Linked DNA regions of Homo sapiens: region 2 is linked to region 1. A link is an interaction called in ENCODE POLR2A ChIA-PET data of the cell type or tissue named here. Cell type or tissue: IMR-90. All regions are shown on one strand. Links, peaks and the distances in the headings refer to the core of each region. The heading gives the core; the rest is flanking DNA. Region 1 overlaps SMURF2 (SMAD specific E3 ubiquitin protein ligase 2). Region 2 has its middle 39 kb from the start of SMURF2.

The links. Peaks named below come from ENCODE experiments on the same cell type or tissue, not always from the same donor. Only the 100,000 strongest peaks of a DNase experiment are listed, where the experiment ranks them.
Region 2: POLR2A ChIA-PET joins it to region 1 with 11 read pairs; 3 of 35 experiments call an interaction of 5 or more read pairs at or near these places.

What each region holds. Positions count from the first base shown.
Region 1 is chr17:64,612,023-64,617,406 of GRCh38, reverse strand. The region is part of intron 1 of SMURF2 (SMAD specific E3 ubiquitin protein ligase 2); the gene reads left to right. Among named protein-coding and RNA genes, the nearest start is that of SMURF2, 48 kb to the left of the region's middle. In IMR-90, for the core only: no CTCF peak of the experiment used is centred there; a DNase peak (open chromatin) is centred at 2,196; H3K27ac peaks cover 655 bases.
Region 2 is chr17:64,698,316-64,703,699 of GRCh38, reverse strand. No RefSeq gene overlaps it. Among named protein-coding and RNA genes, the nearest start is that of SMURF2, 39 kb to the right of the region's middle. In IMR-90, for the core only: no CTCF peak of the experiment used is centred there; a DNase peak (open chromatin) is centred at 4,799; H3K27ac peaks cover 1,574 bases.

The sequences.
Region 1 (5,384 bases), core at 184-5,183:
ACCTGTATCTTTTAATACATCATCAAACATACTAATTAGATTAACTACTTGCCAGGTACTGAATATATTAAGTTAAACTTAAGGGCCTAGTTTGTTTTGCAGCATGAATGAAATGAATTGCCTAAAATTCCTTCATTAAATGACAAGATATTTACTTAAAAGCAGGGCTAATATGATTGTTGAGGTAAATTACTATATCTGTTGAAAGAGGAGAATTCTGAATCTTTTGCAGAGCACCCTTCTGTAACCTAGTTTTCAATTAACCGTTTTGTGAACCTGTGTCACCAATAATTGCTTTAACTGGACTAAGATTTTTTTTTTTTTTTTTTTTTTTTTTTTTTAGACAAGGTCTCATTCTGTTGCCCAGGCTAGAGTGCAGTGGTGTGAACATGGCTTACTGCAGGCTCAGGTGATTCTTCCACCTTAGCCTCCTGAGTAGCTGGGACTACAGGCACACACCACCATGCCGGGCTATTTTTTTTTCTTTTTTTGTATATTTTTGTAGAGATGGGGTTTTGCCCTGTTGCCCAGACTGGTCTCGAACTCCTAGGCTCAAACCATCAGCCCGCCTAGACGTCTCAAACTGTTGGGATTACAGGCATGAGCCACTGTGCCAGCCTAGAGTAAGATTCTTTAAAAGGAAGTACTAGCCTGAGAGAGTATGTTTCACTCTATATGGTAGTTGAGTTTGGGTTCTAGAATTAATCTACTTGAGTTGGAATCTCAGCTCTAGTTCTTTTTTTTTTTTTTTTGAGACAGAGTCTCGCACTGTCGTCTGGGCTGGAGTACAGTGGCGCGATCTCAGCTCACTGTAACCTCCGCCTCCTGGGTTCAAGTGGATTTTTCTGCCTTAGCCTCCTGAGTAGCAGAGACTGTATACAGGCACCTGCCACCACACATGGCTGATTTTTTGTATTTTTAGAAGAGACAGGGTTTCACTATGTTGGCCAGGCTGGTCTCAAACTCCTGACCTCATGATCCGCCCACCTCAGCCTCCCAAAGTGCTGGGATTGCAGGCAGAGCCACCGTGCCCAGCCAACTCTAGCTCTTAAAAGCAAAATCACTGGTAAGTCTCTATGCCTGAATCTCAGTTTCCTCATCTCTAAAATGACGGTAGTACTACTACTTATTTCACAGGGTGGTTGGTGTACACTTGCACATAGTAAATATTTGATAAATGTTATCCAATATGTTTATATTCTTTACTAAAAATATATTTTATTAAATGTACTACATGTAAAAGGACTTTTAATAGCATATTAAGAAAATATTTTCTAAGCCGGGTGTGGTGGCTGACGCCTGTAATCCCAGCACTTTGGGAGGTCGAGGCAGGTGGATCACTTGAGGTCAGGAATTTGAGACCAGCCTGGCCAACATGGGGAAACCCTGTCTCTACTAAAAATACAGCAATTAGCCGAGTGTGGTGGCGCATGCCTGTAATCCCAGCTACTCGAGAGGCTGAGGCATGAGAATCACTTGAACCTGGGAGGCAGAGATTGCAGTGAGCTGAGATCGCGCCATTGCACTCCAGCCTGGGCAACAGAGCGAGACTGTCAAAAAAAAAAGGAAATTATTTTCTTATCCATCAATAAATAAATACATTTACATAATCTTTAATGGCTGTGTAATATTTCAACTTGCTGTTTGCTATCATTTACTTAACTGATCATTTTTATGCATATAGAATTATATGTGATATATTTGCTTATTTTAACATTTTGTAATAACACCTTGAATGTGAATCTGTGTAATACTCTTGTTTCAAGCAACAATAACTAAAACACATAAAAAATTGTGTAGAAGTTTTCTGTAGCATTTAAATTTCATTTTCATTTCATGTTTAGGGGTTGAGATAGAGGCTGTTTCTCAGAGCAGAAAGATGTAAATTGCTGTCATGTGCCACTGGTCAGGAATGGTGTACATCAGTTGATACTTCTGAAGCACTGGGCCACCTGCTGGAATTTGTATAGGAATGTTATCCTGAATTTCGGTTTTATTTTACAATGATAACATAAGTTTAAAGCACATGCAGAGAAATCTGTGTTCAAAAGCATTTATGCTACTTTTGAGTTGCAGGGACAGTATTATAAAATCTTTTTGTGGGGTGAAGGAAGATGGGATGTCTGAGTATTTTTTTTTTCTCTCAAGCAGTCTCATTCCAATCAGCAGTGTAATTGGAATGCAACTCCAATCTGGAGGAGGAAGGGGAATTTTTGGCAAGGATATACTAAGTAGTTGGGAGCTTTATTCACATTAAGCGTAGATAGCCATTCATTATGAAAACAACTCAGTAAGAACAAGCATAGCATTCTCTTTCTACAGCTGCGATTTACTCTGATACTATTACCTGGTTTGTTGCATATAGATAACTCCTTTCCTACCAGAAAAATAAATTATTGACCTAAATGAAAATGGTAGTATTTACTGCCATCTGTACTTCTGCAAATGGTTTTCTCTAATCGCTGCCTCAAATGAAGTATAAGATTTCCATAAAGTTTAAAACCGTATCTTGAGAAAACAACAATAAAAGGCATTTATGACATGGTATTTGAATTATACCTGACCTGTGAGCTCTGAGAGCAAAGGACTATGTCTTATTTTTCTTTGTATCTGCAGAAACTGTCATAGCACTTGGCACAAAGTGAGTGTTCAGGAAATGTTGAATGAGAGAGTGAATGATGTAGGAGTATTCCTTTCTCCCTAAGTATCTCAAGATGATCACACCTGCATCTGTGTGAAATGCAGAGGCTTTATCCAATATGGCTGATGTCAGTTCATTTTGATCATCTCTGCTAATCATTTCAAACCATCTGTCTGAAAAAGGAGTGAGTACAATAGCTAGAACAAGCTAGGTTCTGGGAGTGTAGACTTAAGAATGAAATGCTTTGAAGGAATTTGAGAAGGGTAGTAACATGATGAAGTAGTATAAGCAGACTTAATCTAGTACAAATATATGGGCTGTTTGAGACATTGTCCCTGGTGGATTCTGCAGCATGGTACTGTGGTGGTGTAATGCTACATTTGTAGTTAGCACTAATAAAAATTGACTTGTGCCTACTAAATATCTGTAGTCCAGTATAATGTTTTGCTTTAACACAAAAATTGGTGAAAATTAATTGAATTAATTCAGATACTTCAGATTTTTGTGCCTTTCTGTATATATAATTTCAATTCCATATATATAAGCTTACTAAACATTAAAGATATTGAAATACTGATTGCTGTCTAGGCCAGGGGTCCTCAACCCTGGGCCATGGGCTGCACAGCAGGAGATGAGCCAGTGAAGCATCATCTGTATTTACAACCACTTCCCATCGTGTATTACCACCTGAGCTCAGCCTCCTCTCAGATCAGCAGCGGCAATAGATTCTCATAGGAGTGTTAACCCTACTGTGAACTGCGCATGCGAGGGATCTAGGTTGCCCCTCCTTATAAGAATCTAATGCCTGATGATCTGTCACTGTCTTTCTTCACTCCCAGATGGGACTGTCTAGTTGCAGGAAAACAAGCTCAGGGCTCCCACTGATTCTACATTATGGTGAGTTGTATAATTATTCTATTATATATTACAATGTAATAATAATAGAAATAAGTGCACAATAAATGTAATGAGATTGAATCATTCCCAAAACCCCCTTGCCTGCTCCCCTCTGCCCCCCCTCCACACACACACACACACACACACACACACACACACACACACACACACACACACACACACACACACACACACTGGTCCGTGGAAAACTTGTCTTCCATGAAGCCAATCCCTGGTGCCAAAAAGGTTGGGGACTGCGGTCTAGGAAAAAGTCTGTACCCCATAGCCTTTGTTCTGGCCTCGCCCACCTAACAAGATTTCTCTCCTGTTACTCCCTTACTGCCCAGCATTTCTCAACATTTTTACCTATTTTCTTTAAGAAACATTTAGAAAGCAGAAATGAAACTTCTCCCACACTGCCACCCCTCCCTAGTCCCATGATTCCTAATCTTAGTTCTACTTTCCATAGTTTCTATTACAAAAGATGATAGATTAATTTTCTCCTAATATAAAATTATAATATTGTATATACATTCTCCAGGGGATTCTGATACATACCTCCTTAGTTGAGAATTTGCTGTGGTGACATAATCAGGAGTTTGTCATATTGAAATTCATGGATTCTTTGAGCATTTACCAATCTTCTGTGATTAGAACAGAGAATGAAAAGAGCAATGGGCTGTGGTTCTAGTCCCCAAGGTACATTCCCAAGAAAAAAGAACAGTGCAGTAAAGGCTCCAGGATGTGAAAACAATTTATTTTTACAGATAAATAACATTACCAGTTCTCAGGTCATGTTTTGACAATCTTCCTTTTAAAAGTTACAAATCAGAGTTTTTGCTTCCAGGGCAGAAAGTAATTTAGTAAAGCTGGCTGGAACTGCTTAGATCCAGCATGAAGCATAGCGGTCTGACCAATCTTGATATTATTTCTTTGTTTTAAGTTAATCTTGTTTCTTCTAGAACACTAATGTTATTTTCCTTAATCTCTTGATTACTAAAATGTAATTTCTCCTCATAAGCTTTGAACTTGATTTTAAAGTTCTTTGTTCTTTTGATTTTTCAATTGTTCTTTGAAACTGAATGTTAAACATTCTGTGATTTTTTTTTAAGAATTGGTTAAACACGACCGGATAAGTATGTTTTAAGTAAAGAGAAATGATAAAAATAAGATTTTTTTGAGGGGTGGAGGGAGGGGGACAGTGTCTCACTCTGTTGCTCAGGCTGGAGTGCAGTGGTGTGATCTCAGCTAACTGCAACCTCTGCCTTCCAGGCTCAAGTGATTCTCATGCCTCAGCCTCCTGAGTAGCTGAGACTACATGTGTGTGCCACCACACCTGGCTAATTTTTTTTTTTTTTTGTATTTTTAGTAGAGATGGGGTTTTGCCATGTTGCCCAGGTCTCAAACTCCTGGCCTCAAGTGATCTGCCCGCCTTGGCCTCCCAAAGTGCTGGAATTACAGACATGAGCCACAGTACCTGGCCTAAAATAAGATTTCTTAAATCAAAATTATGATTATGTGAGGATTGGCCATTGTTATATAGTATAAAAAGTTATTTAGATTATTTTAGGGTCTATTTCATTCATTCAACAGATATTTATTGAGTACCTATCAAGTGCCAGGCGTAATGTGTGCTTGGTGCAGGAAGAGATGAGGCAGGCATGATTCGTGCTGTATGGAGTTTACCACCTCCGCAATTATAAGCAACATTCCAAACTTAAACGAGAACAGTAAAATGTGATAAGTGTTTATAAAAGTATGAGCTTCTGTGAAAATACAAGCGGGGAAAGCTTGAGAGAAACATGTTCTAAAAGGCATCCTTCCCTTTTGAGACCAGGAGATGAGT
Region 2 (5,384 bases), core at 286-5,285, 86 kb before region 1:
AAAAAAAAAATGCACTGAGTTGTACACTTACGATGTTTCCTTTTCTCTATATGTGCTATATTCCATGAAAAGCTTACACAAAGTCCTTGTCTAAAAGGCTCCACATGATAATACCACTCCCTCTCCCTAATCATATTTCTGGTTGAATTCCAACTTTGTTCACTCCATTCTGTATTTTTTAATTTAGTTTTATTTCTTTAAGGCAGAGTCTCGCTCTGTTGCTCAGGCTGGAGTGCAGTGGCACAACCTTGGCTAACTGCAACCTCTGCCTCCCAGGTTCAAGTGATTCTCATGCTTCAGCCTCCCAAGTGGCTGTGGTCACATGCACGTGCCACCATGTGTGGCTCATTTGTTCACTCCATTCTTGCGACCCTTTTCTCATTGCTGTTCTCCGACAGAACACTGTTGGCTGTTTCCTCCTCTAGGATCTTGCATTTACAGCTCCATCTTCTCCCAGATATCCACATAGACTGCTCCCTTGCCTAATTCAAGTCTCTGCTTAAACTTAGCCTTATCAGAGAAGTCTCCCCAACTAACCTATGTGAAATAATGTCCTCTGCCACTCTTGTTCCCTTACCCTCCTTTATTTTTCTTTTCTAGAAAATTTAAAAACAATAGAATTTATTGTGCATAGTTCTAGAGGCTGGAAAGTCCAAAATCAAGGCATCAGCTGATTTGGTATCTGGGAAGGGCTTGTTCTCTGCTTCATAGAGGGTGCCTTCTTGCTACATACTCACATGGCTGACGGGCCTTTCTTTATTTTTCCTAAGGCTTTATCATCACTTTGCATGTTATGGGTTTATTTGTTCGTGTATTTATTGTCTATTTGTCTCACTAGAATCTAAGTCCATGAGAATAGATATTTTGTTTTTGTTCACTGTTTTATCCCAGTGGCCTGGCACATGGTAGATGTTCATAAAATATTTCCTGAATGAATGAAATGAAATATGAAGCAGCAGGCCAGGCGCAGTGACTCACGCCTGTAATCCCAGCACTTTGGGAGGCCAAGGCTGGCAGAGTACTTGAGGTCAGGTGTTCGAGACTAGCTGGCCAACATGGTGAAACCCCGTCTCTACTAAAAATACAAAAATTAGGCGAGTGTGGTGGAACACACCTGTAGTCCCAGCTACATGGGAGGCTGAGGCAGGAGAATTGCTTGAACCCAGGAGACAGAAGCTGCAGTGAGCCGAGATTGTGCCACTTGCACTCCAGCCTGGGCGACAGAGGGAGACTCCATCTCGAAAAAAAAAAAAAAGAAGAAGAAAGAAAAGAAAAGAAATACGAAGCAGTAAATAAGACAGAGATACAGAGATGGTTCCTTCTCTCATGGAGAAAAGTATGCTTAGGTCTTTAAGAGAAGTATAAATAGTCTAGCTAGCTCTGAGGTGGGGATCATATTTCTTCATATTTTCATATGATCTGCGACAGGTTCTGACTTATAGAGTGGATTTTCTTTCCTTTTTTTGGAGACAGAGTCTCACTCTGTTGCCTAGGCTGGAGTGCAGTGGCGCAATCTCGGCTCACTGCAACCTTCTGCTTCCTGGGTTCAAGCAATTCTCGTGCCTCAGCCTCCTGAGTAGCTGGGACTACAGGTATGCGCCACCACACCCAGCTAATTTTTTGTATTTTGGTAGAGATGGGGTTTCACTGGTTGCCCAGGCTGGTCTTGAACTCATGAGCTCAGGCAATTCTACCGCCTCAGCTTCCCAACGTGCTAGGATTATAGGCATGAACCACTGTGCCCAGCCTAGAGTGGATTTTCTTCCCTTTTTTTTTTTTGAGACAGAGTCTCGCTCTGTCACCCAGGCTGGAGTGTAGTGGCATCATCTCGGCTCACTGCAACCTCTGCCTCCCGGGTTTAAGCGATTCTCCTGCCTCAGCCTCCTGAGTAGCTGGGAGTACAGGGCCCAGCCACCACGCCCGGCTAATTTTTTGTATTTTTAGCAGAGACGGGGTTTCACCATGTTGGCCAGGCTGGTCTGGAACTCCTGATCTCAGGTGATCCACCTGCCTCGGCCTCTCAAAGTGTTGGGATTACAGGTGTGAGCCACTGCGCCTGGCCTAGAGTGGATTTTAAATAAATGATTATTGTGGTCTTCAAAGCTACATTCCTGGGCTTAGAAATTCATTCTCTCAAAGAAAGGTTTAAAAACAATCAATTAAAGGAATGAATATTTTTAGCCCCATCTGGTTTCTCAGCCATAGAAAAGAGACTGGATCCAAGCCCACCAGGTCATGGAGTGTGTGTGTGTGTGTGTGTGTGTGTGTGTGTGTGTGTGTGTGTGTCCCTCCTGAGCAGATGCATCTGCCAACACCATCCATTTATTGGAGATAACTAAATTTTTACCACATTCCTGTATCTTGGCAAGACTGTTGTAATCTGAGCAGAAACTCTAGGTCATTGGGGCTCCCAGGGTGTGGAAGCTGGACTTGTCTTGATGATTAGGAGCAAGACAAGGCAACAAGAGACACTAGGTGAGAGTTTAAGACAGGGCTCCTTGGCCGGGCGCAGTGGCTCACACCTGCAATCCCAGCACTTTGGGAGGCCGAGGTGGGTGGATCACGAGGTCAGGAGATCGAGACCAGCTGAGACCATCCTGGCTAACACGGTGAAACCCCGTCTCTACTAAAAACACAAAAACAAAATTAGCCGGGCGTGGCGGCAGGCGCCTGTAGTCCCAGTTACTCAGGAGGCTGAGGCGGGAGAATGGCATGAACCCGGAAGGCAGAGCTTGCAGTGAGCCAAGATCATGCCACTGCACTTCAGCCTGGGCGACAGAGTGAGACTCCAAAATAAAAAAAAAAAAAAAAGACAGGGCTCCAGATCTGGAGAGGAACAAGGTTACTGGATGGGAGGACCAAGGAGGACATGTTACTAGCTCTAGGGGAAGTAGCTGCCCAGGAAAGCATGGGGGCTGGTGTCTTGACTGGGAGCCTCACACCCATTCATGCCTTTGCAGTTGGCCATCCCTACTCTGTTTTCACAGGGATGAGTATTTGGCCAAAGCGTGCATCAGGCTGCACCTGCAGCTGCCTAGCTATACACCTGAGTGCTGGTCCTCTGTGAGCATGAGAGGATCAGAGGGTTTAAAGGGTTACTTAGGCTGGGTGAGGTGGCTCATGCCTGTAATCCCAGCACTTTGGGAGGCCGAGGCGGGTGGATCACCTGAGATCAGGAGTTCAAGACGAGCCTGGCCAACATGGTGAAACCCCATCTCTACTAAAAATAGAAAAAATTAGCCAGGCTTGATGGTGAGCGCCTGTAATCCTGGCTACTCAGGAGGCTAAGGAAGGAGAATTGCTTAAACCTGGGAGGTGGAGGTTGCAGGGAGCCGAGATCTTGCCACTGCACTCCAGTCTAGGCAACAGAGCGAGACTCCGTCTTGAAAAAGAAAGAAAGAAAGAAAAAGAGAAAGAAAGAAGGAAAGAAAGAAAAAAAGAAAGAAAGAAGGAAGGAAGGAAAGAAGAAGAGGAAGGAAGGAAGGAAGGAGAGAGAGAGAGAGAGAGAAAGAAAGAGGAAAAAAGGGTTACTTGACTGGTAATAACCCTCCTCCTGTCAAGTCTTTTATCCCACCAGCTCATATACCTTTTCTCAAACAGCAATTAACTCTCCCCACAGCTCGAAGTGGAAGCCAGAGATGTTAAACACAGTGTCCCTTGTTCAGTTGGGAGAAAAGAGGCATGAGCACTTCTCCGTGTCTTGGCCCAAGGGCACACACCGTGAGTCAGCGATGTCTCCCAGAAGGGGTCTGGAGTCCCATCCACAGGTGACATGTTTTACTTTATTCACGCCCCACCCAGGCCTTCTGGTTGCTTCCTTCACATCTCTGTGGTGTCTGTTACCACTCTATCATCAGCTTGCTGTCTCCCACAAACATGCTGGGATTTTCCAACCATGAGATCTTCTCTTCCTCTTTTATTCTTTTTTGGACTTGTGAGTTTGTAATCTTTTTATTTATTTATTTATTTATTTATTTATTTATTTATTTATTTTTGGGACAGAGTCTCACTCTGTCACCCAGGCTGGAGTACAGTGGAGCCATCTTGGCTCACTGCAACCTCTGCCTCCCGGGTTCAAGCGATTCTCCTGCCTCAGCCTCCTGAGTAGCTCGGACTACAGGCACATGCCACCATGCCCAGCTAATTTGTGTATTTTTAGTAGACAGGTTTTCACCATATTGGCCAGGCTGGTCTCAAACTCCTGACCTCGTGATCCGCCCACCTCAGCCTCCCAAAGTGCTGGGATTACAGGCATAAGCCACTGCACCAGGCCATCTTTTCATTTCTTTACCATCATTTCCATGAATTCTCTTGAGGCAAAGGAGAAAAACACACACGGACAAAATGCCGTTATTAAAAAGTGAAAATAGACCAGGCGCAGTGGCTCACGCCTGTAATCCCAGCACTTTGGGAGGCCGAGGCTGGTGAATCACGGGGTCAGGAGATCGAGACCATCCTGACTAATGCAGCGAAAACCTGTCTCTACTAAAAATACAAAAAATTAGCCAGGTGTGGTGGCATGCACCTGTAGTCCCAGCTACTCGGGAGGCTGAGGCATGAGAATCACTTGAACTCGGGAGGCAGAGGTTGCAGTGAGCTGAGATCGTGCCACTGCACTCCAGCCTGGGTGACAGAGCAAGACTCTGTCTCAAAAAAGAAAAAAAGTGAAAATTTGAAAATTATGCCAATATCATCACTTTACAAAAGATTTGGAGGGAAAAAGATCGGGGAAATCTCTCCTCTCATATCCCAATAACTTTGCTATCATCCTTCTGGTATTTTGCTCATGGGATTCTTTTCTGTGCATTTTTTCACAGTGTGGTCATATTCTTGGTTTGCATAAAGTTTATATTCTTTCTTTTTCACTTGACATTTTCATCAGAAGTATTTCCCTCATGTTTTAACATAATCTTTATAATATTTGTTTTAAAAGTTGCATAGTACTCCATCAGGGAGATGTAAAAGAATATACTTCAACCAAAATTCTATGGTTGGGCTCTGTTATCAAATATTTAAGGTGTTCCTGATATGGATTGATAAATGTAGTGGAGAAAGGGAGTGAAATAGGGTGCCTACGCCTAGGACGTTTCGTTCATTTTTTAAAAGAAGCTATCATTGAATGTTGCCAGTGGGATTTAATGTATGATAAGGGTGGTATAAATCAATGGGACTGATAGGTAATTTAAAAAACAGTGTGGAGACAACTGAGTGGCCATCTGGGGGGAATATTGGATACGTATCTTTCACTGGGACGAATTCCAAATGTACCCAATATTTAGATGTGAAAAAAAAAGAAAAACTATGAAATACTTGAAAAATCCATTGGAGAGTTTTTTTTATTATTTCATAAATGAAAATTTTGTCCAACTATAAAACTAAGTTCA